Linked DNA regions of Homo sapiens: region 1 is linked to region 2. The links are chromatin contacts, found by Hi-C or POLR2A ChIA-PET in ENCODE. All regions are on one chromosome and are shown on one strand. The core of a region is the stretch at or near the end of the contact, and the rest is flanking DNA. Distances in the headings are between cores, read along the strand shown.

Region 1 (2,700 bases), core at 160-2,659, 120 kb before region 2:
ATACACTGACATACACTCGGTGGCCAAAAACTGCTTGACATTTCTGAAAACATACTTTAGATGGCAAGCCTGACACTAAGCAATGAGTGAAGGGTTTAGGTGTTTCTGCAATAATTAATATGGATAAGAAACATGGTAGAACCTCAGGAAGACTAAAGCTCTTAGTTTTGGTAGTGAGGACTGCAGGTGGTTTTGCTTGTGTTAATGAAAGCCAGAAACATTGATGATGTGGCTTAAGAAGATGTTTTGACACCTGAAGTGATTTATGGTGTAGGGCTTTAGGACTTCCTATGAAGAACCAGTTTCTTCCCCAGTGGCTTTGTGTCACCTCCCATAAAATGTCCAGTGGAAGCTTTCAGCCACATTAACTATTTGAGCACTGTAATCTCACAATGCATGGTGACCACAGCAGTTTTGGCCAAAGGCCTGGATAGAAAACCCTGGCAACTCAAGAGATCAAGCAACCTGAATGGTTTGGGCTCTCTAGGAAAGTATTCAGAGGGTCTGCTTCTTTAAACAAAAAACAACAAAACTCTTCCCATTTCTCACTGAACCATCATTGATAAGGGCTCCTGGTGTCCTCCCTGTCTGTTCACCTTAAGAGAGGGGCACAGAAGCCTCTACTTAGCTGCTGTTTCTGAGCCACATTGTGTGGAGGAAGGAGGGTACTCAGACAAACAAGGCTCACTAACCATTTGTTGTACTGTTACAAATTGGGCCGAGCCCTAGGTGTCTTTTCTAGCACCCTTGAAAATAGCATCCAATTCTTTGGCTAATTCCAGGCGAGGTGAAGAACTATGGTAAGCAGTAGCATCATCACCATGGAAAACCAAGGTATATGGGAAAAGTTAAAGATGTGGTGTTCTTGTAACTGTGGCTTATAATCAATGGAAGTAAGGCCCCTATTTACCAATAGTAAAGAGCATTTGTGTTTAGACTTCAAACTGCAGCCCTTCCTGGGTTCTGCTTAAACTTGATTTTTAGTTTCTTGAAGTGGTTTTGGAATTATAGTTGAGATAAAGATAGTAATATCACAATATAGATTTAGCTTTTAAATTGCATCAAGTAATATTGGAAGGCTTTAAAACTTACTTTAATATTCAAGCATAGAACAGGAGAGACTCAGACTATTTATACTTTCGCATTGGAGCTTGAATTGTGTACAAGTATGTATGTGAGTGTTTTGAATGTTTTCTGTTAGGTTTTTAGCTACGATAGGGCACATCAACTTATTTACACTCCAGCATAGTGAGCAGCAGCATAAGCCTTGGATCTGACAAAGCCGTGATTCTGTGGGAACATTTATATCACGTTTTCTGTCTCTCTCTCCTAAAGGGCGACTGAGGGAACCGATCCCTCTGGGACTTTTGCATGAGTCATTTGGCAGTCAGCATTGCTGCTTGTGAGCTATTGACAGGCAGTAGCCACTCCTCCCTCACCATTCCCTGTTCTGAGAAGCATACCTTTATCACTTCCATGCTTTTCTTCTTCTGTTCTGAAATTTTTTTAACAGAAAGGGTGTGTGTGTGTGTGTGTCTGTGTGTATGTGTGTGTGTGTGTGTGTGTGTGTGTAGGGTGAGAGAGGAAGAAAAACAGGTGATTTATATGCTTTAAATTCCTTTTCATTTTGCAAGGAGACCACATGCCATTTCCAAGACAGAGACATCCTGTGAGAAACAGATTTCATTAGAGAGTCTGAAATGACAGGAATGGTTTAAATTCAGCATCGAGGAAGAGAATGCTGCCTCTAGGTAATGCACAGCTAAAGTGGTTCCAAATGTTTTATCTGATGCCAGCTGTGCAGCCTTCTGGATAAATCATTTCACATCATACACTTCAGAGCATCCAGTGCGGATGTATCCCCCTGCCACAGAGATCCTTAACTGGAAACAAGCAGCTACTGCACTGCTACTGCCCCAAAAGGAGCTGCTTCCTCACCCCCTCACCGTTTCAGCATTTCCAGCACCATCACCTCATCCCAACAGCTCCATGACGGAACTCAGAGTGATGCAGACCAATAAACTCTGCCCATTGGGACTGAGTTTCCCTGAGTACACTAGCCATTCACTCCTATTTATTTTCCTTTAGACATGGTGAATCATCTTTTGTGCCGTCTTACATTGTGTGACTCATTGCAGTCTATTTTCTGCCCAGGCTCAGCCCAGTGGCTCATTTCTGGAGAGGCCCCTTCCATGTCTTAAATGTCATGGATCACAACATTGTACTTTGTAGGAATCCCAAGCTCGCTTCACCGGAGATTAGTGTAGTTAATCAGTAAGAGGATGACAAAGAAATTGCCTTTGTATGGATGAAACTACCCAGGTCTCTCAGACACTTATTTTAAGACCATAATTTGCATATTGCTTTGTGGTGATGACAGTGTTGGACTTTGTAATTTCATTCCCTTTGCTTTTATCAGGAGACACGTGTATCAAATGCAGCATGTGAAATCAACATCTGCTTAAAGAAGTTTCCAGCACAAACCTTAGCTAGTGGTGGCCTTTGCTAATGGCCTCCCTTCCCCTCCCCTCTGCTCTTCCACTTACCTTTTCTCCATGTACATGTTGGAGCAAAATAATTTTTATTTCTTCTTGATGCTCTTTCTAATTTATGACAAAATAGCTTTTCCAGATGACATATTACTAGTTAAATCAGAAAAAAAAAGAGTTTGTCCAGTATACTTAGAAATGATAAACTTCA
Region 2 (2,700 bases), core at 30-2,529:
ACTTAATGCCACAGACTTATACACTTAAAATGTTCAAATTGGTAAATTTTATGTATATATATTTTACTACAGTAACAATATTAAAAATACAAAAAATGGCTATGTGCCTTAAGATGTTATAGTTGACCTTTCCTAGTCCGTTTCAGAATGTAAGGGCTAGAATCACAAATTTACTGCGTGCTATGATGGGGGAAATGGAAAGGAAGGAGGTAAAGTCATCAAGAACAGTTGTGAAGAGAAGGATAGAGTGAAAGCTATAGGGATAACGCAGAGTTAAGAAATAGTTTGCTGAAGATATATTTGGGCACGTTTTTGTGCTGAAGAGAAGCAAGCAAAAACAGGGAGGTTGGTTATACAGCAGAAAGAGAGAGTCGATAGAACAAGGTCCTGAAGAAGTAAGTAAAGTTCAGTGGGGTGAATGTAGCTTGGTAGATTGGGTGGAAGGCTGATGAAAGTGCTTATTCCCACTGTGAAGTAGCAGGTGTGGCCATTAATAAGAATGAGTCTCATTCTCATTATTGAGACCCTAACCCTAATGTGGAGCTGAAGAGGGGGCTGGAGTTTGAAGTAGTCACTAAGGGGGCTGGAGAGGGTGCCGATCAAGAATAAGTCAAAGGAATGCTGTTCATTGTTGAGGGCACAGGAAATGAGAATCATACATTTTTGTTGTGATTGTATGATTTTTTCCATTTGTGTTTAGCATACCGCGGAGGAAGGGACAAAGTAGATTATTGGATTCACTCCGTGTTTAAGGCTTCTGGTATAGGGGCAGTAGGACACATAGTCAAGGAAACTGAAATCCAGCCTTGATGGGAGAATGGTTTAAGTGATGAAGGTCCAGTCTGATGAGAAGAGGAAATCAAATGAGGAGGAATAGAGACTAGTCATTGGCAGTTTCACCAACTAAGCCAGTGGAATTCTGCTACTTCTCATGAAATGGATATGGAAAGATCATGGGCCTTAGAAACCAGGAAGCCTGTGTTCTAGACACAGCTCTGCTACTAACCAGTTACATTGCTTTGAACAAGTCATTTCATGTCTTTGGGCCTCAGTTTCTGGAACAGAGATCAGATGATATGTGACACTCCTTCCAGTTTTAACATTCCGGGACCATAGGTCAGGTGATTCATTTGATTAGTAATTCTTACAGTGCTCTGGAGGGGGAAATCCTTTCATGTGGACTTTTTCTTAACACCTAGGATGGAAGTTTCTTAACAAAAAATTTGCCCCTTATACACTGTTAGAGGAAGTAATCCAGGAGTCAGCTAATACTAAGAGAATATCAGAGTTCAACTGTCTAAGACATGTAGCCACTTCTACTCATCAGTGTTGGCATTCCTGTTCTATGAGTCATTTCAGGAAATCTTAGCTGCTTTCATGAGGGCACAGTCCCTGCACCCTGCTCTCCTTTTCCCTTGCTTTTCTTCCTCTGTCTGTTTGGCAATGGTCTGTCCTGTAGCATGTTATTGAATAGATCGGAAGATATTTATCAGGGGTTCCATGAAGTGCCCTGCTCTATGCTGGGACACTGGAATTCACGATGGTTGACAGCTGTTTCACCCTGTGAAACATATTCTGGCTGAGGAGATAAGACCCAAGCACGTGAAATCTTAGCAAATAACATAAAAGAATATATAGTGATGTTCCAAACTGAGAAGTAAAGACAAATACTCTAGGATTTCAGCAGTAACAGGTCATCATAGACCTGTAGAGCAAGTGGGATTTGAACTGAGCCTTGAACATTGGATCAAAATTTGGGAGAAGTCTCTCAATCAAAAATGGGTAGCATCAGACTTGGCAGCGAGAAGGAACTTGCTTTGGCTTTGTTGGTCATTTGCTGATTCCATCTTTTTGGTGAACTTTCAGTTCATTGACCGTTCCCTTTCTCAGTTTGATGCATCCAATTTCTCTCCATAAATCCATAGTTCCTCATATATTATACAGATATCTGAATGAATACAGATATCAGTTTATATTTAAAAATAACCTGAAGCCCTCTTTATGTTTGGAGGTGAGGTTGCAGAGTCAGCTGCTCAGATTGCCAAACCACGTGCACTATTGACTCTTCCAGATACTCTCAGGGATTTGCCATATTATGTTAAAAACAGCTCTTTGCAATTTTTATTGCACACTTGTTATGTGTTGATAAGCATGCATTCCAAAATAGCATTTCTTCTGCCCATACCTTTTACATGTTGCATATAAAACCATATTGCAATCAGATAAAACTATATTCTAAAATGGGATGGCAATGCCTTTCCATTGATAGCAATGCGAAGCTGGGTTTGAGGTGGGATTATACTTCAGGAAGAGACAAAATTCTCACTAGAAAGTTAGTGTAGATAACTCTAGGACTGAGGAGGGTGGGCAGCATATGACTTAATTTAAACACTAACCCAGGATCCTCAAAATGTATACGATTGACTCTATGCACTGACCTTGGAACTGCAAGGTTCAGACTCACAGTGTGCTGGGATAATCATCACTTGGCTGCTTATGTCCTCACTAATTTGTATTTCTTAAAATGCAGAATGTTTCAGGTGGAGAGTGAATCTTCCTGCATAGCACTCTTTGGGAAACTGTCAGAATAGAAAATACTTTGACAGTTTCCATTTTTATGAAATTGATGGGGGCTGAAGGTACACACATATGCAAATTATTTAATAAAGCTTATGGAGAAGTCTATAAACCAGAAAAACT

What was found. A loop is a pair of places that touch in the nucleus more often than their neighbours do. ChIA-PET counts read pairs that join two places held with the same protein, here RNA polymerase II (POLR2A). Pooled maps may share reads with other maps.
Region 1: a pooled map shows a loop between it and region 2 (6-fold over the local background). The contact joins two enhancer-like sites. A Hi-C loop is called at or near these places in 1 of 168 maps with a recorded cell type or tissue (ascending aorta) and 5 of 50 pooled maps. POLR2A ChIA-PET finds 5 or more read pairs at or near these places in 1 of 52 experiments (MCF 10A).

The regions. Positions count from the first base shown.
Region 1 is chr6:82,143,805-82,146,504 of GRCh38, reverse strand. No RefSeq gene overlaps it. Among named protein-coding and RNA genes, the nearest start is that of LINC02542, 43 kb to the right of the region's middle. RefSeq lists an enhancer at 1,120-2,319. Within about 2 kb of position 1,409, at least 13 of the 41 ENCODE cell types and tissues checked have a DNase peak (open chromatin) inside an H3K27ac peak, as active enhancers do.
Region 2 is chr6:82,021,395-82,024,094 of GRCh38, reverse strand. All of the region lies in intron 3 of LINC02542 (long intergenic non-protein coding RNA 2542), which reads left to right. The region is part of intron 2 of LOC107986617 (a long non-coding RNA gene); the gene reads right to left. Among named protein-coding and RNA genes, the nearest start is that of LINC02542, 79 kb to the left of the region's middle. Within about 2 kb of position 1,279, at least 5 of the 41 ENCODE cell types and tissues checked have a DNase peak (open chromatin) inside an H3K27ac peak, as active enhancers do.